Linked DNA regions of Homo sapiens: regions 1 and 2 are each linked to region 3. The links are chromatin loops, found by intact Hi-C in ENCODE. Cell type or tissue: endothelial cell of umbilical vein. All regions are shown on one strand.

The links. Peaks named below come from ENCODE experiments on the same cell type or tissue, not always from the same donor. Only the 100,000 strongest peaks of a DNase experiment are listed, where the experiment ranks them.
Region 1: it touches region 3 in a loop (4-fold over the local background); 23 of 110 quality-filtered maps call a loop at or near these places.
Region 2: it touches region 3 in a loop (10-fold over the local background); 40 of 110 quality-filtered maps call a loop at or near these places.

What each region holds. Positions count from the first base shown.
Region 1 is chr20:8,531,902-8,539,901 of GRCh38, forward strand. All of the region lies in intron 3 of PLCB1 (phospholipase C beta 1), which reads left to right. Among named protein-coding and RNA genes, the nearest start is that of PLCB1-IT1, 290 kb to the left of the region's middle. In endothelial cell of umbilical vein, a CTCF peak has its summit at 3,673 (motif pointing left); no DNase peak of the experiment used is centred here.
Region 2 is chr20:8,301,255-8,309,254 of GRCh38, forward strand. All of the region lies in intron 2 of PLCB1 (phospholipase C beta 1), which reads left to right. Among named protein-coding and RNA genes, the nearest start is that of PLCB1-IT1, 57 kb to the left of the region's middle. In endothelial cell of umbilical vein, a CTCF peak has its summit at 4,380 (motif pointing left); no DNase peak of the experiment used is centred here.
Region 3 is chr20:8,128,054-8,136,053 of GRCh38, forward strand. PLCB1 (phospholipase C beta 1) reads left to right here and starts at 4,213. Exons shown (of 32, transcript NM_015192.4): 1 at 4,213-4,697. The coding sequence starts at 4,599. RefSeq lists a silencer at 4,299-4,438. In endothelial cell of umbilical vein, a CTCF peak has its summit at 3,999 (motif pointing right); DNase peaks (open chromatin) are centred at 4,098 and 5,968; H3K4me3 peaks cover 2,058 bases; H3K27ac peaks cover 418 bases.

The DNA of each region.
Region 1 (8,000 bases), 400 kb after region 3:
TGGTTTAATTTCTTTTGATTACATAAAAAACTAGAAATGGAAATTTATGTATATAGCAATGTAAAAATGATAGTGAGTTTAATGCTAAAATCTGATCTACTGGGCTCTGTTTAACCTAATACCCAAAGCTTAAGTAATGGTTAAGTTGGGGTTTAGAGGGGCCTATTACCTTCTTCAGGGCATTGGTATTTTGTTTCCTACCTTAATCTAAAATTAGTGTCTTATTTGCCAGTCTAATATATTTTACAATCAATCTACATTGCCTACCTTTTGGAGTATTTCTATTTAAATAAAACAAAATGAGCGTTTAAACTGGGAACGTATTAGATTCTTCTGAGCTATTGAGCAGTATCAGATCCTTCAGCAAGAAAGCTGTTTTATCATTTACTAAGTACCTAGGCACAGCATCACCTTGCCCGTTAAAAGCCCTGTCAGGTACACATTTTGGTTGCTAGGCAGCTGCTGGGGAAGCAATCTCTTCCACACATATGGTTTATGCCACCTGGCCTGCATTTCACACCAACCTCCCCAAACTTCCCAGGGAGTTGCAAGAGAGGTCCTCATGTTCCTGTCTTCACTTTCCATTTCCCTGTCATAAGCACTCCATTTGTTGTCAGCTTTCATTAAGGACATTTCCAGGAGCTAAATATGGTAGATTTCTATTAACTGATTCTAAAGATTCACATTAAACAGAAATAGAGCAAAACCATAAAGCCATCTGTGGAATTTGAGAGTATGGAGGGGAATATATTAAGATTAAAAGATAATCCCGGTTACACTTCCATTTTCATGACATTTGATAAAAACACTTTGGAGGAAGGAGAAGAAATGGGCCAGTGAGAGGGAGGAAGAAGAAAGAGACCTGGAAAGGAAAAAAGGCAGGAAGGCAGATGGAAGGAGAGGTACAGAAGGATGAATGGAAGGAGGAAATGCAATTTTTTTTCTTCCTTTTTATTTTATTTTATTTTATTATTATGATACTTTAAGTTGTAGGGTACATGTGCACAATGTACAGGTTAGTTACATATGTATACATGTGCCATGCTGGTGTGCTGCACCCATTAACTCATCATTTAGCATTAGGTATATCTCCTAATGCTATCCCTCCCCCCTCCCCCTACCCCACAATAGTCCCCAGAGTGTGATGTTCCCCTTCCTGTGTCCATGTGTTCTCATTGTTCAATTCCCACCTATGAGTGAGAACATGCGGTGTTTGGTTTTTTGTCCTTGCGACAGTTTACTGAGAATGATGATTTCCAATTTCATCCATGTCCCCAAAAAGGACATGAACTCATCATTTTTTATGGCTGCATAGCATTCCATGGTGTATATGTGCCACATTTTCTTAATCCAGTCTATCATTGTTGGACATTTGGGTTGGTTCCAAGTCTTTGCTATTGTGAATAATGCCGCAATAAACATACGTGTGCATGTGTCTTTATAGCAGCATGATTTATATTCCTTTGGGTATATACCCAGTAATGGGATGGCTGGGTCAAATGGTATTTCTAGTTCTAGATCCCTGAGAAATCGCCACACTGACTTCCACAATGGTTGAACTAGTTTACAGTCCCACCAACAGTGTAAAAATGTTCCTATTTCTCCACATCCTCTCCAGCACCTGTTGTTTCCTGACTGTTTAATGATTGCCATTCTAACTGGTGTGAGATGGTATCTCATTGTGGTTTTGATTTACATTTCTCTGATGGCCAGTGATGGTGAGCATTTTTTCATGTGTTTTTTGGCTGCATAAATGTCTTCTTTTGAGAAGTGTCTGTTCGTGTCCTTCACCCACTTTTTGATGGGGTTGTTTGTTTTTTTCTTGTAAATTTGTTTGAGTTCATTGTAGATTCTGGATATTAGCCCTTTGTCAGATGAGTAGGTTGCGGAAATTTTCTCCCATTTTGTAGGTTGCCTGTTCACTCTGATGGTAGTTTCTTTTGCTGTGCAGAAGCTCTTTAGTTTAATTAGATCCGATTTGTCAATTTTGTCTTTTGTTGACATTGCTTTTGGTGTTTTAGACATGAAGTCCTTGCCCATGCCTATGTCCTGAATGGTAATGCCTAGGTTTTCTTCTCGGGTTTTTATGGTTTTACGTCTAACGTTTAGGTCTTTAATCCATCTTGAATTAATTTTTGTATAAGGTGTAAGGAAGGCATCATCTTTGAGATGAATGTGAATGATCGTGGAATATTCCTTCTGTGACAGACTTTATTTTTGAGACAGGATCTCACTCTGTCATCCATGCTGCTGTGCAGTGGTGCAATCACAGCTCAGTGCAGCCTTGAACTCCTGGGCTCAAGGAACACTCCTAGCCTCCCCAGCAGCTGGGACTACAGGTACAGGCGCTGCCATGCCCGGTTATTCTGGCTTCAAGCAATTCTCCCACCTCAGCCTCCCAAAGTGCTGGACTTACAGGCAGGAGCCACTGCGCCCCCGGCCCTTGTGACAGACTTTTAATGAAACCATTATATTTACTTCTTTGACAGCCTGTTACTATGTCAATTCCTCCAGCCACTACAAAACCTGTCCTCATGGTTTAGAGCATTGGCAGTCACTCCCTAAAATTGGAGTGGAGTGAGGAAGGCAGTTCTGTAGGAGGGGCTTATGGACTCCTTAAGGGCATAGGCTGTTGGAGTCCCTGCTGAGAGATCTCTGCCCTACCTTGTGGAACTGGAGTGAAACAACGGGGGCGTTGCTTCCAGCCATCTGGGAGAGAGGATCCAGAGCTTCCCCTCAGAGAGCTGGGATGTTGTCAGCAGGCATCAGACAGAGCAAAAAGCCATTTTTCTTTATTCTATTCCTGATACAAAGCAACTGAGATATGCGTTTCTCTTTGGAATTGAGGAAGGGAGAATAATGGAGCTTTTGCGGTGATGGACAGGGAAAAAGTGGGGGAGCAGTTAATTATCCATCTTGACAGGTGTAGACACAGGCTGGGAAGCTGGGTGTGTCTTAATCCCTGCTCCTGAACCACCGTGGGGAGCAGGAAGCCTACAGTTTCCTTATATCAGCAAATGCATCATGTTGAAACAATTTTACTGCTTGCTTTCTGAATTTAAATATAGATTTTCCCTGAGAAGGGCTCAAGCATGCAGATGGTAAGAAAAACAACAGTCTAGAAAGATATCTTCAAGTTCCTTCTCCTGGTTGGTGGAAATAGAGCAATTCTTTTCCAAAATATAATTTTTAGAGTTTTAAAGTAAAAAAAAAAAAAAAAAAAAGGATAGAGTCAATTTGGAATTTCTTAGCTGACCATTCTATTAGAGCATAGGTTTTTCAGAAAATAGAGTTTATGGGCAAAAAAAAAAAAAAAAAAAAAAAAGGAAAGAAAACTGTTTTAAGTATGATATCTTCAGTGTAATATATAGTTAACATATACTATTTTGTTGTAATTAGAATATGCAATTATTATATATTAAACATATCTACATCTGTAGTAAAATGTGTTGTCCTACATTTCAGAAAACTATAAGGCTTTTGGGAAAGAAAATTTAGGAGTATACATTAAAAGCCATGTCAATGCCATTCCCTTTAACATAGTAGTTCCATTTCTAAGGGAAAGAAGTTAAAAAATTGAATAAACTCACATGCATGAAAATGTTTCAATTATAATCATGAAAAAGGAAATAATATAAGTAACCAGGATAGAGGATTGATTAGGGTAGTTGCTCTCAATTTTGCCCCCCAGTGGACATTTGGCAAAGGACAGCGCCCCTACAACAGAGTTATCCAGCCCAAAATGTGAGTAGCTCCAAGGTTCATAAACTGTACATTAGTGTAATTAGAGTGTACTGACTCAACAGAAGAATGTGCAGTCTTTAAAGCTCATATTATAAAGGCTAAGCTTCAACATGAAAAATTATTTTGATATAATAAAAGAGAAAATAACAGGATGCTATTTCATATATACATTATTATGGTCAAAGGTAGTTTTACCATGATGCTGGTGAAACTTTAGTTGCAGGATCTCTCACTTACGGAAGCCCTTCAAAGGCCCTTACGGAGGCTGTAACTGTGTTTCATATGGTTATAGGCTTTTGTATAAATTTTTAAACTAAGATTATTTTAATTTTATTTTAATATAATATTTTTCTTTTTCCCTCCTGAAGTTATACAAGTTTCAGGCACCACTAAACTTGATTTCCCTTTGACTATCATTTTAAGGAAATGAAACTTAATGCACATGATGGAGGAAAAAGAATGTGATGAGAAATTACCAAATAGCTAACTGAAGTCATGTAAGGATGAGGGGATAATGGAGAAACATTTTTCTCTTCTCTAGTTTCCAGGTGTTTTCCAGAGCTATTATATTAGTTTATAATGAAAGAAATGATTCTTAAGAGAAAGAAAGTTCATGGATATACAAGAAGAAAAAAAAATTTGGAAAAAAACCACCATGTTAGGCGCCGGATGAGTTTGTTGTGGTTTGAGTTTTGATCTTCTCATGCTGATCTTTCCGGCTTTGTAGTTCTCTCTCCTCTCGTACTTCTCCATCATTCATGCTTGTGTCCAACCACAGTATTTTACTAAGAGAGCATGTGTTCTAGTGCCCTATTGCTGCAGAGCAAACCACCCAAAAAACCTACATAGGCTCTGCTGGGTGGTTCTCACTGGGGGCCTCTCAAACAGTTGCAGCAAGATGGTGGTTGAAGCTGAAGTCATCTGAAGGCTCACTGGGCTAGACATCCCAGGTGATCATCACTCACCGGCCCCATATCTCCGTGCTCCTATCTGTAGCATCTCCTGACAGCAGAGTAGCCAGGTCTTCCTACATGGCCACTTGGTACTACAAAAGGCAAGAAGAAAGTGCCAGTCCTCTTAACAACTAGATCGAGAACTGAGAGAGAATCCATTTTACCATATTCAGTGGTTCAACACAATCCCAAGCCAGCACAGATTAAAGGGGATGCAAGGGTAGACTCCTTTGCTGCATGGGGGAATATCATACAGTGCGGCAAAGGAAGGGCTTGATGGAAGCCTTTGAACACAAGCTACCACAGCAAAGAACATTTGATTTCCAAGATTCCCATAAGGTAGGGAGGGATATGCAATATAGAGCAAGCATCTTCCCTAGAAATATGCATGTGATAAAAATATCTACCTACAGAGATATTGTTAGCAGTGGAAGTTATTCAAGTTAGTAATGGCAAATTCATACGGGTCTGCAGCAACCTCAATTCTTGCTTCCTCAGAAGAAAGAATTTGACTGAGGGGCATAAGGCAGAAGACGAGATAGAGGCAAGTTTTAGAGTAGGAGTGAAAGTTTATTAAAAAGCTTTAGAGCAGAAATGAAAAGAAAGTAAAGTACACTTGGAAGAGGGTCATGTGGACATCTTGGAGGTCAAGTGCACTGTTTGATCCCGGACTTACAGTTTTTACATGCTGTCCTACTTCCTGCATCTTTTGTCCCTTTTCCGGTGGAATGCCCTCCGAAGGTCATATACCAGTTAAACTTTGCCATTTTGCCTCTTAATGTACATGTGTGAGCTCACTCGCCCAACTCCTGAGATCTCATGAGGAAGCTGCGCATCACCAGTTTCAGGTATTTCCTATCTATATAGGGAGACTGCCTTTCCCTGGTGCTGGCTGTGACCAATTATTATTTTAGAGAGACAGTTAACAGCCACCTGCCCAGGGTCACCTGACTTTCTTGGTGGGGTGTGCGGGGAGCCCTTTCCTGCCCCGCTCATGCCTGACTAGCTACCTACTGTAACACCATGTGTAACACCATGAACACAAAATGAATATTTCTGACAATCAGCTATAGAGTGTAAAAGCTTTTAAGTAGCACTTTGCCAGTTAGAATGCTCTAAAATGGAGCCTCCTAAAATTCTCCAATATAATAATTTTCTACGGAAATCTATCAGAATAGAGCAGTGACACCCAGAGGAAATTTGGAAATGTTTAGTAGTATAGTGTTTTATGCATTTTAAAATAAACAATAACTAATATTTTAATTGGAATTTTTTGAGAAAAGATACAAGCTACTTTCAACTGAAGAAAAGTGTCCCGAGCTAAAAAGACTACCTTTGCATCATCATAGACTGCTTGATAGAACAACTAAGGAAGTAAATGAAACGGAACTCACTAGAGGCCACCTGAATCATCAACAAATTAGTCAATCAGAAATGTTGACTAGAGTCCCTCTTTGATGAATAACAAAATTCTTATTCTGTTTCCAAATGTAAGAATAAATGACCAGGGCTGTTATTTGCTCTAGGGGATTAATATTCTGTACATTCAGTTAATCTTGCTTGTGATTAATCAGCAAATAGTCAAGACAATTGAAATATTCACATATCTTATGAAATAAAGAGATATTTGCAAATATCAACAAAAAAGGACATTATGTAAAAAATTCACTTATTAGAAGCATGTCAGTAGGCCACAAATTAACTAACCCTAAGCATTATTTTGCTTTCTTTGTAGCACATTCCCCTTATATGGTACTCTTTTCTGGGAAACATGGTCTTGCTCTGTTGCCCAGGCTGGAGTGCAGTGTTGCAACCATGGCTCACTGCAGGCTCAAGCTCCTGGGCTCAAATGATCCTCCCACCTCAAAAGCTTTTCTAGTAGCTAGGACCACAGGTTATGCCACACCTGGCTAATTTTTAAAAAATGTTTTGTAGAAATGGAGTCTCCCTATGTTGCCCACCCTTGTCTTGAGCTCCTGGGCTTAAGTGATCCTCCTGCCTTGGGCTACTAAAGTGTTGGGATTACAGGTATGAGCCACTGTGCCCAGCTGATAAGGTACTCTTTTATGTCAGACATATTAAACAACCCTATTTATTGATATCAAAGTACAATGCACCAATTCTGTGACCAGAAAATGAGACAATAAATAAAAACTATCTTAAACTTTCTATTCCCCATTTTATTTTTACAGCTAACTTTTTTTTTTTTTTTTGAGATGGAGTCCCACTGTGTCACCCAGGCTGGAGTGCAATGGTGCCATCTCTGCTCACTGCAACCTCTGCCTCCCGGGTTCAAGTGGTTCTCCTGCCTCAGCCTTCTGAGTAGCTGGGATTACAGGCGCCTGCCACCACGCCAGCTAATTTTTGTATTTTCAGTAGAGACAGGGTTTCACTGTCTCAGGCTGGTCCTGAACTCCTGACCTCAGGATCCACCCGCCTCAGACTCTCAAAGTGCTGGGGTTACAGGCATGAGCCACTGTGCCTGGCCTACAGCTAACTCCTTAACTACCCCTCTCCTTAAAAAAGTAATCAAATATTTTCATCGTGCCCTTAATTCTCATTTTCAGTTTGTCATAGCTGTAGAATAAATGGAACTTAGGATTAATACAGAACAATTTCTTCAGTTACTTACTCTATATGACAAATGGAACCAGTTATATGAATGCTAAGACCTAGTATCTTGAAGACTCTCAAGTAAAAAAATGCTCTGGGGAAAATAATTTAAAACCATTTGTCTCTGGTTTTGACACACTTCAAACAAACTTGTACAATATATTTTCCCAACCTGAACATATTCATTCATTCAAGGACAGATCAGTCACCCAATGGACATATATTTAGCAATGATTCTATGTGTAATCATGATTCTGGGAACATAGAATTAAAGATGATTAACAAGTTAAAACGTCTCCCTTTGAGGTCGGGAAATATTCACCTGACTTTACTGTTATACTGTTTTATCCCCCAGTGCCTAATATTATGCTTGGAACAGGGTAGATACTTGCCTCTTTTCTTTATTTTCTTTCTTTCTTTCTTTCTTTCTTTCTTTCTTTCTTTCTTTCTTTCTTTCTTTCTTTCTTTCTTTCTTTTTCTTTTTCCTTCCTTCCTTCCTTTCTTTTCCTTTCCCTTCCTTTCTTCTTTCTCTTTTTTCTGTCCTCTTTCCTTCCTTCTTTCCTTCCTTCCTTCCTTCCTTTCTCTCTTCCATTTGTTGTTCTTTGTTTTTTTGTTATTTAAATAAGTAACATTAATAAAACACACTGGTGGAAATAAACAGAAGTGAGAACATAAACAGCTTAGGTGACT
Region 2 (8,000 bases), 170 kb after region 3:
TAATACTTTCTTATAGTGCAAAGAAAAGAAGCTGCTTTTAAAGAGCTGAATTTGGCACCTCATAATTTAATAGTCAAATCATTTGCTGTCTATTTTCAAGGGTTTTCAGGGGAATTTAAGAACCAGGAAGGACTGAAAGATCCATAATACTTTCTTTTTCTAGCAAATTATTAATGCAAACAGCATTAGTACAATTGAATACAATTGCAAGGAATCAAGGGGATTATAAATCCAATGAGAGAAAAGGCAGCCAGAATGCTAAGAGAGCCACCACCCACTGCTCCACCATGACCCGCCATTCCACGTCCCATGCTATCCTCCACACACTAGACACATGCAACTCCTGCTGCCACTGGGTTGTGATCCCCATTGTCCTTCTGGTCATGCTGTTTCTACCGTCTGGAATACCCTCCCCCACCTTTCCTGACAGCCCAGGCTCTACTCAACATCTAGGCACTAGGTATAAATTTAAAATGTGCAAATGCTTTGACCCAGTACATTTGCTTTGAAGGATTTATCCTCGGGAAATAATTGGAGTTGTGCCTTGAGTTTGCACGGCAATATGCCAGGACATTTGCAGTATTTACGTCATCTCCAGGAGTTAGGATCTGGTGGTCAAGAATGTGGCTTTGGCATCAGACTGCCTTGATTCAAGTCTTGCCTTCACCATTTGCTGGTTCTGTGACTTTGGACAAATCATTTAATCCTTTTGCCTCAACTGCTTCATACCTAAGATAGAATTGATATCGGCAACTAACTCCTAGGTTTACTGGGAAGAGTAAAAGTGTCAGTAAATGTGAAATACTTTGAACAGTGCATGGTGCTCAGTAAGAACTCAGTACATGTAAGCACCTATGCTTTCAAATGGACTCTCATTCGTTGAGAATTTTTCTTCATTTTCTTGCTGTAGTTGCTATTAGTGGAACGGTTAGAACCTTCTCTTTGTATTCTTTGCAAGCTTTAACCTACTGTTTTAGATATATTTGATCTTCAGTGAACAGTTGTTAGTATGTCAAGAAAAGTAATGAAGGTTCTTAAACTAAACTTAATTTTTTATGGAGGAACACAAGGCAATTTGCTAATTCGGGGATCTACTTCTCTTTCATGATAGCATCTGCAGATGTCATGACAGTTTTTCAAGACCCTGGCAACTTGATAATGTGGCCCAAATAGGGGGCCAATTTCATTCTGCTATGAGTCCAATTTAAACAGGCTCGATTGCGTCAAAATTAGACTTTTAATTATACTTTATCTAATGTCAGGAATCAGTGTTGTGCTTTAGCTATTTAAAACTTTGGCTTTCAATTAGAAATTTGATAGCAATGCATTGAATGCATCTCTTCATCATGTTTTCAGAATTTAAATATCTAACTTTTTTCTTCTTTGATTAAAGAGGATTCCAATCATTGCTGCTTGTATACAATGTAAGTTACATACGCTAATGCCTCTTCAGTTTTTTAATTTTTTTAATTTTATTTTTTAACATACCCCTTCATTTATCTATATACAAATTGTGTCAGAAGACAAAATTATTTCTGTGTTTTTCAAATAAAAAATAGGGTCCCTTTTATTTTTCAAGGAATGATCTTCTTTATTAAATATTATATTATACCACAATATAACATCTAGACATTGGGAGGGATCTTTGAAGATGGTGGAAGACAGTCTTGATATAATAAGATTGAAGATGAAAATAGGCTAATAGAATTGCAACCGATTATACTGGGTGTACCCACTGCTATGCTGTGAGGTAGGGATCAATGACAAAGCTTTGTGTACTTCCAGAGATTGGAAATATCTATACAAAGAGAGGTAAGGAGTAGCCTTTCCTTGTAAAAGTAGAATTGATTCCATATTATATATCCTCTGTATGTCCCCGAAATAGAAGGTCTGCTCCCATGAGCAGCTTCTCAGAACATAAGAAGAGCATCTGGGCTGAAAAAATGTTTCTTGTTTCCTCCTTGTTACCTATTCTTTGTATAGATCCGGGGTTTCAACGTAAAGGTCATGATTTTATCTCCTCAGTCATTTGTTGCTGGGCACAATTTGCCTTTATGGCAAGTGTTGTTGCTAGTTCTTAAAACTACCAGAAGAGATACTTACCCTCCTGAGCAGACAGAAGCTCAGGAGTGCCACAAAGATGAATATAGATTTTAAAAGAAATTTAGGTAAGAAACTAGGGAAGTGATAAATCATGGCCCCCTGTTAAACAGAAAACTCATTAACTGGAATACTGCGTTCTAGTTAAGTGACATTTTACTATCCTTTTTTGTACATAGAGCATTACTTCTTTAATAAAAGGATTACAGAAGCACAATATAAAGAGGGTAATTTAAAAATCTCTAAACAGTGAAAATACTACTTTTTACGCTTTGAAATGGCTTTTTATGTCCAGTCCGAGTGACACTTTTCTTCCTTAGTAAAATCAGCAGGCACTTCCAGGTGGCTGAAATCCACCCTGTGCATTGTTGCTGAGAACATTTATAGCACATTGTTCAGATTAGAATAGCTGAGAACGACAGGGGGCTCTTCAAATGTGCCTCATCGAGTCCCAAATTGGAGATGTGTTTTTGTCATTTCAAAGTTTTGGCAGTAGGGTCTAGGATTCAAAGCAAACACCAGCTCCTGCAGAACACAAGCCTTAATTAATTTCCAGCAGGAAATGAGTGATTGCCAATAAGCCATGAATTAAAATGGAATGGTTCACCAAAAACCAGGTCCTCATCTCAAATGAATAGCATTTCTTGCTGTTTTCTTGAAAGATCATCTCAGACTAAGAAGTGAGCAAGCTCCTATGACAGCTCTCTGTCTGTAAGGGGGTAGTTGGTATGGACAAACACCAAACAGTAAGTCCTGGCCCAGTAAAAAATGGGGACCAAATCTGATGGACTCAAGGGCATTTTGTCAGTATCTCTATCATGTAGCCTGCAATTTTTATGGAGAATCTGTCTATTTTTCTGGCTTCATTATTTATCATGTTGTCATTAAGATTCAGTCTTGAGAAGGTCCTTAAAGGTCAGCTGTTTTCATCATTCAGTCAGTGCTTACAGTACACTGGGGCTACTTCTGCCAAAGGGGTGTCCAGTTGCTGCTTGAACTCCTCTTGTGGCCAGAAACTACCCCCTTCTAAGAGAAGCCTGTTTCATCTCTGAGCAGCTCAGCCAGTTTTCATTTTTTCTTAAAATTGAGCAAAAACGAATCCCCTGTTGCTTAAATCCATTGAGCCTGGTTTATCCCTGAGGGCCAAACACAATGAATCAAAAACCTTCTTCTGCTTGATAGCTCTTTAATAAAAGGGGAAGGCAGGTCTCACACTCCCCCTGAGGGGCCTCTTCTGTGGACAAACATCTCTGAGCTTTTCCTATCTTCTTTGAGAGTGCTTTGTGTGTGTGTGTGTGGGTGTGTCCACTTGCTCTTATGTAAATTCTAATTACTATTGTAATAATAAATAGCCAATACATACAGAATGCTTCCAGTGGGCCAGGCAGTGTTCTAAGTGCTCCCATAATCCTCACAACAACTGTATGAACTGGTTACTAGGATTATCCCATTTTACAGAGAAAAAATGAGGCACAGAGAGATTAAGAAACTTGCTCACCAGGATCTGAATCCACTATTCCACACTCTTAACCCCAGCACTATAAAGTTTCTCATGTCCTCATTTGTCTATTTCAGCCATACCTGTCCTGGAGACAAGAGCCATTGCTAGTTTTCTATGGGGAACTGACATTGCTATCATCTACTCCACACTGGCTATATGCTAGGAACTATAGATTAGTTGGTCTGATTAATCCTTTGAACAGTCAGCAATCATTGTTTTTGAGGATGTGTTGTTGTTATTGTTGTTTGGTCCAGCACTTCCCCATACTATCCCCATTAATCATTAATTATGTTGTTAATTAAGAACACCTGTACTTAACTCGTGGCCATTTATTCCTTTTCTAGAACTATTTATTGTCTATATTTTAGAGAACCTTAAATATGAAAATGGTTAATCCAGAATTTTTTGCTTGGGCCAAGCAAGCAAAATGCATTGCTGCTTTATGAAGAAGACCTTCTTTTGGTAAGAAGACAGTTTTTCATATTTTCATAGCCAGCAATTAAAACCACATGAGACAGGAAAACCTTCAAATTCTTTCTGAGCAAAATACTCTTCCTAGTGAGAAATGTGCTCAAAGTGGTTAAAGATAATGGGAAGCAGCAGAATTAGGATTTGAACTCGTGTGCTTCTGGGCCAAAACCATGGAGTTCCCATTTTGCAAACACACCTTGGGGTCTGTAACCAGGTGCGGCTCCCTGCAGGTGCCAACCACCTGTGGTAAAGGCATGATGAGTCCACTTCCTGTAAGGCTCAGCCCTGCTAGTCGCGACTAGCGCCCTCTAGTGGTCCAAGAGAAAGGGTAAGGTGAGTTCCGGTTTATGATTTGACTTGAGGCATTCGGAGGCTAAACATCCACAAGGTTAGTTCCCTGAACCCCTATAAACCTTGCTATTTATATCTCTTCCTCAACTCTGAGGCCCTCACCCTACATCGGCTGCAGTACAGATTCAGCCTTTAGCGACGGAATTATGTACTGAAACACTCATTTCTGTGCCGCTGCAGTGGTTAGCTTTGATTTTTATAGAGATGCACATGAGAAAACAGTCTGAGCCTGGAGAGTGACTTGTGGGCTGCTAAGGTAAATTGAACCCATGTGTGTGGTATCCTCATGATTGGGAGCAGCAGCAGATGGTGGGCTAGGATGCCTCCAGAAATGGGCTTCGGAAGCATAAAATAAGGACTTGTTCTCTTACATCTGCCTCTGTTGGGGTGTTTAAAGAATTGTTGGGATTAATGCATTTTTCATTTGAAGTTTAAACACTCTCAGAGGATGTTTAGCCGATGGACTATTCTCATTATAGAATGAATTGCTTCACTGGGTTGCACTTTGCAAAGATTGGCTGCAGGGAGTAAGTGATTTGTTGGAAAAGAAGGAGCAAAAAAGGGTGGAAAGAGCAAAGACTCAGTGTCTCAGACAAGTCTTCAACTTTTCCTCTCCATCCAAAATGAATTCATTATGACTGAGAGGTTCCAGTTGGACTCCTGGAGACATTTAGAAGTGCCCCAGAAATGCCACCTGCAGGTCAGTGGTCATGTCAAACTAGAATCTTCTGCACAAGTCAAATATAAGAAGGAAACTTGTTTCATTTGAGTCAGATTTACTTAAGTTTTGGATTGACTCCTAGATCGGCTTCTCACTTTGGGCAAGCTCCTTAATGTCTGCAATCCTTGTTATTTTCATCTGTAAAGTGGAGCTTGTGATGCTTACTTTGTGAGATGTCTTTGGAATCAAGCGAAGTAATGTCTGTAATGCGAATAGCCTAGTGCAGGCATACAACAGATGCCCCATCTAATGGGATTATATTAAAATTATTGTTGTTTTAATATTGGTTATGAAAATATTGCAAAGTGAATGAAGAACTCTCCTTTTACCCAATTTTTTTGTTCAATTTTGTACGTGAACAGTTTAAGGAATCTTTTAACGGAATTTTTAAAAACACTTGGAGGCGGTGACTCTTTAAAAGCTAAACCATGAAATGTTACCATCAGAAAAGAGCTGCTGCTGCCATTTACAAGCATTAACCAAATCCTCAAGAATTAAGCTAGAACTGAGCACATTCTTAACAAGGTGGTTTCGAGTTTTCAGATACATCTTTATTTCTTCAGCTCATTTGCAAATACTTATCTCTGATTTAAATCATTCAAATGACTTCAGGAACACAATGGAAGCAGAGCAGAACTAAGTGTTTCCAACTGTCAGGTCTGGTGAGGGATGATGTAAAACGGGACATTTAGCTGGCATCCTGCATAGTCTTTAAATAGAATTAACAAAAGCTTCCACGTTTCAATGGCTAAAGGTAGTGTTTATTGTAAAGGCAGCATGCCTGGAGACCTAAGAGTGGGAGTAGGGGGGTGGGCATGGGCACGTGTGGGTGCAGGCAGGGCATTCTGAGGGGTCAGTTGAAAGGCTCTGTCTCTGGATTCAGCTTTAACTGGTTCTAAAATAATGAAGCAGAAATGACTTTCCTTCTCTCTCTGGTGTCAGCTTCAAATGAATTATGGATACTGAACCTACAGAGGTAATGCTGATTAAATAATTGAACAATCCATTGATTAACTACAGATTGTCAATTGGAATAATCTGTCGACGACCTGACTGCCCACCTTTAGCATTTAGACAGTATTTTAATGTTAATGAGGTTTTGAACTTTTTGTGCTTTTGGTTTGGTGGGGGTTTTTTTTGTTAGTTTTTGAGGGTTTTTGGTGGGTTTTTTATTTTTGGTTCAGCACTTCCCCACCTAATCCCAATTAATCATTAATTATGTTGTTAGTTAAGAACACTGGGCTGGGCACGGTGGCTCACACCTGTAATCCCAGCACTTTGGGAGGCCGAGGTGGGTGGATCACCTGAGGTCAGGTGTTCGAGACCAGCCTGGTCCAACATGGTAAAACCCTGTCTCTACTAAAAATACAAAAATTAGCCGGGCATAGTGGCACGCGCCTGTAATCCCAGCTACTCGGGAGGCTGAAGCAGGAGAATTGCTTGAACCTGGGAGGCAGATGTTGACAGTGAGCTAAGATAGTGTCACTGCACTCCAGCCTGGGCAACAGAGCAAGACTCCATCTCAAAACAAACAAACAAACAAACAAAACAAAAACACCTATACTTGACTTGTGGCTGTTTATTCCTTTTCTAGAGCTATTTGTTGTCTGCATTATAGAGAACTTTAAATATCAAAGTAGTTATTCCTGAACTTTTTACTTGAGTCAAATAAACAAAATGCATTGCTGCTTTGTGCTTTATGCAGAAGACCTTCTCCTGGTAAGGAGACAGTTTTTCATATTATAGCCAGCAATTAAAACCACATGAGATAGGAAGACCTTATTCTAATTCTTTCTGAGCAAAATACTTGCCCTTAATTTATTATTTAATAAACACATATATAGCACTTACCATCTGCCAAATTATTTATATTCTTTTAAATATTAACCAATTTAATCTTCATAGGGACTTTCTGAGTAAAGAACTATGAATGTTCAGCCGGGCGCAGTGGCTCATGCCTGTAATCCCAGCACTTCGGGAGGCCAAGGTGAGCGGATCACCTGAGGTCAGGAGTTCGAGACCAGCCTGGCCAACATGGTGAAACCCTCTCTCTAATAAAAACACAAAAATTAGCTGGGCACGGTGGCAGGTGCCTGTAATCCCAGCTACTCGGGAGGCTGAGGTAGGAGAATCACTTGAGCCTGGGAGGCAAAGGTTGCAGTGAGCCGAGACCGTGCCACTGCGCTGCAGTCTGGGCAACAGAGCGAGATTCCGTATATCAAAAAAAAAAAAAAAAAAAAAAAGGACAACTATGAATGTTCCTGTTTTACAGATGAGAAAACTGAAATACATGGAGGCTACATAACTTGTCAGAGATCACTAGTAAGTGGAAGAGGTGGGATTTGGACCCAGGTAGCGTCCATAGCTTAATCAGTGCTCTCTCAGTACTTTTTGGTCATAACTCTTAAATAAGTGTAATAATAATAAAAAATAATAATAATGTCTGCCATTCATAGCATTGTACTTCTTCTGCCTTTGTAGTGTAGTTCATTTTGAATCCCAGATAGGGACTCATAGATTTTTTTCTTTTTAATATTTAAAAAATCTCAGATTTGTTGACTTAAAATCCATATAGTTTTTTTTTTAAATGTGGACCTAGAACTGAGTATTATTGGGGGAAAAAAAACATTGTAAATTAGTAAGTAGTGTGGTTCATGGGATCATCAACTGTTAGCGCTGGGAGGAATAGTATTTTTCTGACCCATTTTATTTTGGGAATGAAGAATCTGAGGTGGGAGAATCTCTGGTTTTATACAACAGTAGGTTGCCCATGGCTTTCTTTCTGAGGAGACTGGGGGAGACACTTGGATAAGAGAAGGACTTCTGTGAACAAGGGGGTATGCTTTTCTAAAAATG
Region 3 (8,000 bases):
AGCTGACAAGAGACTGGAGTACATACCACAATCTAGTTTCTAGGGAAATTAGGACTATTTATATTACACTGTGGTTAAAAGGAGAGAGAAACTACTCATATCTGCCTTATAAGTTGTAGAAGTATCTACCATGGTAGTTAAGAGTCTAGGTTCTAAAGTCAGACTTCCTAGGTCTCCATCTCAATTCCGAATTTTGTAACTGGAGGAGGTTAATCCATCCTCCAAACTTTAGTATATAAATCAGTAAAATAGCATACAATAATATTATCTACCAGATCAGCTGAGAGTAACAATAAAGCTTAAATAATAAAGAGATTTATTATCTCACTCATTAAAAAGTCTAAAGAAAATTTAAAGGGTTTAAAAAGCTCATGAAGGACCAGGTTTCTTTGCATCTTTCTTGTCAGTGTCCTCTTTACATAACAATATGAGACAGAGAAAGAGAATTTCCCTGAAGACATTAGTCAGAACTGAGCCCCTCATATAGCTCTTAAACCAGTTACAGACAAAGGGGAATGGAATTATTGACATTAGTTTAGGCCAATCATAGTTTGTTCCTTGGAAAGAGAGAGGGGCCATGTTTCCTAAGCATGACGACCACCCAAATTAAGTCAGGGTTTGCTTACAAGAAAAAGAGGGTGGAGAGTGGTGTTGAATAGGAAGGGTTATGTTTTTTAGTGTCTGGGAAGTGCTTAGCTTAGTGCTCTGACCCACAGTGAGTGCTCAATAAAGGTTAGCTTTGCCAGCTCCCTGAGGCTGACATTCCCAGAGGGCAATTCTGTGCTCTCACAAAAAACAGACCTTCCTATTGTTTCAAAAAACAGTACACAGCACCGAACTTGACGGATCACAGGCCTGGCTCACACAATTTTGGATTTCTTACAGATCCCTTTGCATAGCAAAAATCTCCACACTTGGACACAGGAAGGGGAACATCACACACCGGGAACTGTTGTGGGGTGGGGGGACGGGGGAGGGATAGCATTAGGAGATATACCTAATGCTAAATGATGAGTTAATGGGTGCAGCACAACAACATGGCACGTGTATACATATGTAACTAACCTGAACGTTGTGCACACGTACCCTAAAACTTAAAGTATAATAATAATAATTTAAAAAAAAGAATGGGAAAAAAACAAAAAAACTCCACACTTTAGAAACATTTCTATCTTGTATACTGAACAAAAGGTGTGGAAAATGAGGGAGTTAAACCATGCTGCTTCAAGCATCATGCTACATGTTGAAGGTATTTATCCTGTAGTTCTCCTTTAACAAACTGCGTCATTTTGCTGGCTGAAGAAACTCTTGCAGCCCATGTTTGTCTTGAAGACAAATCCTGTTCAGATTTCTACAGCGTTCTCTCCTTTTTACGTCCACGTTCACAGCAACAGCTGGGAGGAATCAGGGATGCTAGATGAAATACTCAACTATCCATTGCCAATAATGGTGGTTACCAAATGACTCCCAACTCAGTGCCATTCAACAATGAACGTTTATTGTCATGTTCATGAGTCTGCAGGTTGGCTGAGTCTGGGAGATCTAGGATGGTTTCTACTGGACTTGCTTCCAAGCTGTAAATGGGGCTTAGGTCTGTCCTGATTGTCTCCTTAGATCAGAGGCTCCCTGAGGCATGTTTATCTCATGGAAATGATAAGAAACCCAAGAGGGAAAGCCCAACCTCAAAGCATATTTTGAGCCTTTGCTAATATCACATCTTCAAACATGCCATTGGCCAAAGCAAGTCACATTGTCCAACATCAATGGGATGGATAAATAAACAGGGTGTCTAGTAAAAACTGTAAGGTCACAAAGAAAAATGTGTGGACGCAGAAAGGAGCAGGGAGCAGAGAGCTATGATGCAATAAACTACCACAGGAGGCTCAATCTACTTCTTATTTTGCTTAGAGCTCATTGTAACTCTCCAATCTCCTCTTCTAGTGAGCGCAGCCCTGTCTTGCCTTCCTAAGCCACTGTGACAGGTAAAAACTATTTGGCCAATAATCTTTCCAGTAAATAACAAAGAGATAGAAGGAGAAAAGGAAAAGAAAGGAAAGGAAAGGAGGAAAGGAAAGGAAAGGAAAGGAAAGGAAAACAATTTGGTATGATCAGTTGTAAGGACAATTGAGAAGTTCTGGAGCCCTGGAAGCAGAGTTTCATTGCAGTACTCTGAAGTAGAGAAAATCGACTTGAGACGGTGACTGATACCTTCTGTGAGGTAATTAGCAAGCCAAGGCTGCTGGCTAGAGGGACTGTGGACCATTCAGGTTTTAGTTTAGGGACATGTGATCAAAATGAAACCAGTCAGTTTTTCATGAAATTCTTTGTAGCAATTGGCTTCCAAGCACAAGGCAAGACCCTCAAATGACAGCAAGAGTCATGGGTCTTGTTCACCAGGTTATCCATGGTGATTACAATAGTGGCTAGTATACAGCTGGCTACCAATAAGTATATTTTAAATGCATTGAAATATTTAATAGCAAATTTCTGTATTGGATTTTGGTAATCTTTTGACTGAGTTCATAAGCATTGGGCCTTGGAGTCCTGAGGGCAGAGAACAGGGAGAATGAAGGATTAAGAGAATGTAGTGTTTCTCTCCATTTTTCTCTCTTCGTATTCTTTCTTCTTTTTAAAAATCAACCTTTTTGAGATATAATTTATTTAAAACAAACTGCACTCAATTTAGGCGTACTTACAGAACTTACAAGTTTTGATAAACACACACACGATATAGAACATTTCCGACATGCTCATCAGGTGCTCGTAGCCCTTCCCTGTCCATCTCTACCTATCCCTGGCCACAGGCAAGCTTTCTGTCAACATAGAATATCTTGCCTATTCTGCAATTCCTACACATGGAATCAGGCAGCATACAGTCTATCGTGTCCGGCTTCTTTTACAAAGCTTAAAGTCGCGATTCATCCCTGATCTTGCATGCCCACTCATTTTTATTGTGGAATAGTATTCCAATATTTGGGCATACCACAGTTTGTTTATCCATTCACCTGTTGATTGACATTTGCAGGCTACTAAGAAGAAAGTTCTTCACATCACTTTACAAGTCCCTGCAGACTTGAACGTTTTCATTTCTTTTGGACAAATACTTAGGAGTGGAATTTCTAGGTTGTATGATAAGTAAATATCTTACTTTATAAGAAACTATTCTCCAAAGTGGTTTTACTATTTTATATTCCCTCCAGCAATGAACAAGAGTTCCAAGCTATTTCTCTCTCCGCCCCCCCACCTCCCGCGTGTGTCTCTCTCTCTCTCTCTTTCTCTCTCTCACACTCACTCACTCTCTCTCTCCCTCTCCTCTCTCTCCTTAATAAAAAAAAAAAAAGAGTTCCAGTTGCTCCACATCCTTTCAAGCATTTGGTATTACCAGTCTTTAAAATTTTATCCATTCTGGTCCTCCTCTTTCCCTTCTTCCCTCCCTCCCTCCCTTTCTTTCTTGAATTGAGAAATGTTTGTGGAAGGAGTGAAGACAAACATTCCTGGACCTATGTTCCTAAATGAGCAAGTTTCTATTAATAAGACTCTCCCCCACCCGCCACACATCCTACACACTCAAGGAGAGGAGCGGGAGAGGGCACCCTCTTTCTTCCTCGGAAAATAAAACCTTTGCTTTCTTTAGGATGGGCTTTCTGTCTCGAAAGCACAACGTAACCGTTTGCCCGGGTTTCAAGATCAGCGCGCTGCAAACTCTCAGGCGCGGCCAGGTTTCCTCAAAGAGCCTCTCAACTGCGCTCTTCTCTGCTGATAAATGATAATTCTCTTCAAAAAGCTGGTTTGTGGCTGGCGCTGGAGAGCTCCAGCTAGAGCCAAAAGCCAGGGGTTGCCTCTTTGGTTCCTCCCGATGGGCCCCTTTTCCCAGCCAGTTGGGATCCAAAGACGCTCCGGAGCTCGAGCCCAAATTCCCAAGAAAACCCCAAAGAGCGTAAGGCTCCTGGGGACCCCTAGCACCTCTGCAACCAGGGCACGGGGCATGCTCAGAGCGAATGCGGGAGGCAGGCGTTGGCTGCAATGGGGCTCGGGAGCCAGGAGGTGCCGCTGCGTCCCCGCTTCCTGGCGCCTGACCCAGCGTGCAAAGTTGGGCTGGGAGCCGCGGGGGGAAGGAAGGACCCAGCGAGCGAGGGTGGCGGGGAAGGGGGGCGGGGGGGAGGAGGAGGGAGGAGGGAAAAGAGCGGTTAGGGGGGGCGCCGGGCGTGTGTCACTCGCTCTCTCCCTCTGTGTATAGAGGATGTGCTGAATGGTGCGCTTTGAGGCGGCGGCGGCGGAGGAGCAGAATCCGCCGCGACTGGCAGCCTCGGCTGACCGGCTCGGCTTCTCTTCGCCTTCCGAGGCTCCTCATCCACCGCGGGCTCCAGACCTCGCGTCCCGCCCGGGGCATGGCCGGGCGCTGCGCCCCCGCGCGCTCTGCCTGCTGAGCGGCGCCGGAGGGAGGTGCGGAGGCCGGGAGGCCGGGGAGGCCGGCGGGGAGCAGAGTCGAGCGCCTCCGGAGCAGAGAAAGGAGCCCGCGCCCCGCGCCCCGCGCCCCGCGCACGGTCCCCAGTCCCTGCCGCGCTCGCCCGGGCCGCCCGGAGCCCAGATGAGCCCAGATGGCCGGGGCTCAACCCGGAGTGCACGCCTTGCAACTCAAGCCCGTGTGCGTGTCCGACAGCCTCAAGAAGGGCACCAAATTCGTCAAGTGGGATGATGTAAGTATTGGGGCGGCCCGAGTCGGGGCGCTGGCTCGGGCACCGGGCAGGGCGGGCGTCGTGGGGGTGGGGCAAGGGGCGCGTTATGCAATGGGCGCACTGGGAGCGGGCAGGGGCAGCCTCGGGCGCACAGGTTGGCATCTGCCAAAGCGGATGTCCAAGGGCAGAAGCTTTGCGCGCGCTCCTGTTTCATCGGGCTTCAGTAGTTGCCATCCTTTCTGGGTCTGGCAGGCGCCCCCTGAGGGTCTTACATCTTTTGGGCCAGTGGAGAGGGAGGGGCAAGCTTTGCCTGGTGACAGGTCCTGAGAGTTCGGAAAGTAGGGAGTGTGAAGTTGGGACCAACTGGAAAGCGCCTGGTGTGAACAAATCGCGTCCCTCTCCGCCTGCGGACGCACCCCCTATTACCTCTTTTGCCCGATTTCAAGAAGGAAGGACCTGAAGTTCAAAACACTTTAGTGATTGCGAACCCTCTTGGCGCTTTTGTGGGAGCCAAGGCGGCGGAGGACACAACGGTCCAGCCAACAGGTGGTCGTTGATGCCAAACTTCAGCGCCTGGCTCCGGAGTGAGGGTCCCTGAAAAGGGCTGCGGGGACACATCTGGGGAGGGCGTGAACAGAATGGGGGCCCTTGAGGGGTCCTGGAGGGCTCATGGGCCTGCAGGCAAGTGGGGAGGGCTGACTTTTGAGAACTGAGCTGATTGGAGTCTTCTGCCTGAAATAGACAGGTTGAGAGTTTGCCCCACGATTTACCTGCACCGTTTGCCAGGTAGGGCAGAGCCTAGCCCAGCGCCGGGGTCTCTAATGCTTTACGAGCGGCCCAGACCCCAGGACTTCAAATGACTTCCCCTTCCCCTCTACCCCAGTTGTCTTCAAAACACGTAAATTAGTTATCCAGCTGAAAACATGCGAATCTTCGGATGGAGAACATTATGGTATCAGTTTTATGTCCTGGGTGTCATTCTAAAGGTTCGATAAGAAAAACCTACTGAAATAAACCCGAGTTGCCAGGCTCTAAGCAAATTTAAGTCCAAATGACTAATACATCTCTTAATCAGAAGGAATTATAGGAGAATGAGGCGTTCTTCTTGCCGAAAAGATTTTCCACCTAGTAAATTATAGCCTGTTATCCTCTAGGGTATTTTTCTTTAATCTTCTTAAGCCATTTTCCAGTGTCTGAAAACAATTTAAATATTCCAGGTAGTGAATCCAATTACTTAGCTGAGTGCGTCTGTGTCTATATTTTGTCCAGCTGGAAGCGCAAACGGAACTTGGAGTATGAACCACAGCTTCCTTGAAAGCTCGTGCCAATTATTAAATGCTGTAGGCAAGGATGTAAACATACATCTTTTTACCATGGGCTTCACACTTTTCTTCTTTCTGTTCCAGTCTAATTGTACTGAATGTTTCTGTAAATGGAATAGAATCTAAACAATAAATTCAGACGCAGATTAAATGCTTTGTGTCAGGGAAAAAAAAGACAAAGAAAATGCAGTTCAGCAATAAACAAGACGGTCTTGCCCATTTTGAGATCCTTGAATAGAGAGGTGATGTGATGATGGATTTACTGAGAAAGAGAGTGAAGGGCAGAGGAAAGAGAAAGAGACTTTGCAGAATTTAGAAAAGGGAGTTTCAGCGTAAGCTCTGGATTTGTATACAGTGATGATTCTAAACTGTATTTTAAATAATTCTCTATAATTTCTTGTTTGGGAGAGAATAGCCAACATCACATTGAGAATGAAAGTATTCTATGAAAACACATTTTGGTATATCCAGGTAGATGACTTTCATTATGTGCATTTCTGTAACACATATTTCTTGCTCACCTATTACTGCCAATCCTAGACTGGATTCTGGGGTGGTGAAAAAAGTAGACAAAATCCCTGCTGTTACGGACCTTACATGCTAGGTGGAGGAGACAAAAATCATCAAAAACACCAATGAGAGAGAGATTGGGTGATGCATTGAGGGTAATAGAGAGGACGTTAGTGAAATACCAACCAAAGAAGAAGTTGAAAAGAGCTCCTTCTGAGCATTGCAGCAGTGAGTTTCCAAGGAAGCCCTCCTGAAAGAAAGGACATAGTCACTAAGGAGAAGACCAGAAGAATTTCAGGTCTTTTTTAAAAAAAAAAAAAAAACCTAGACTGCACTCAGGAGTCAAGTTATCTGGAATATAATGAGCTATCTTGCAGGCTCTTTGGTTCTCTGGGTCTTCATGCTGATCAGTGGACTACAAGGGACCCAGCCTTTCTTAAGGTTGCCTTTCTCTTCCCCAGGCATCCCTTTTCTACTCTTCTCAGCTCGTATTTGCCCTTCCAGAATCAAGCCAGTTCAAGTTATCTGGCTATTTATATTGTACCTTAGTGAGACAGTGTGTTGAAGACAAAAAAGAACCAGATCTTGAATCAAAGGCCTGAGTTTACCTCCTAGTTCTTTCACCAGTAAGCTGCATGACTTTAGGCAAATCACTTAGCTTCTCTGTATTTTTGCTGCTTCTTGTGTAAAAGCGTGGTAATGTTACAGGACATTCAAAAATGATGAATTTGGGGCTGTTTAGGATGTGAAGAAATTATCTCTTGTTCCTGAAGTGATTAAAGCAGTATAATCACTGGTCTTGTTGTCTTGACCACCATATGGAATGGAAGATGTCACCCAGAGGTTGCAGTGCCATGCATAATTTGCTGGCCACCTACCAAGTCACAGTGAGGCTGTGGATGCTCTAAGGGTGGTAGTCGAAAGCTTTAACATAGGCACTAAACAATCACAACAGACAGCAGGGGGGTAATAGATCCTGGAGATACCCTGTTGTACCAGGGCCAGGCGTTAATATTTTTGCTGCTTGGTCATGGGGAGGTCTGGGAGTCCCCAGGGTCTGTGGATGGGTGGGTAGGTAGCTGGAGTTTTTTTGACTATTTCAGTATTTTAAAACTCATGGTGTATATTGTCTGAACATCAAGGCTATACCTGTCCTTCTGAACTTGGCATGAAGATAAAGGACTGACCTAATGATATTTAAAAAATTCAACCTCATGTCTTTGCTTTTGTTTTGCATTTGTCTGTTAGCAGGCTCTGGTGGTAGGAGGTGGGTGTAAAGGACTATGGGTATTTGTGGGAGAATTCTGGTGAGGTAGACAGTGGAAGGAGAGTTACTTTCTTGATCTAAGCTAGGGAGCTTGGGAGATTGTGAGAGAAGCTCCTCTCTCTTCTGGATCTTGGCCTTGGTCTATATTGGGCAGGACATGGAGAGAAAGAGCAAGGACTGTAAACTGTACAATAGGACCCCCAGCCACTGATTTGGCCCTGTTTT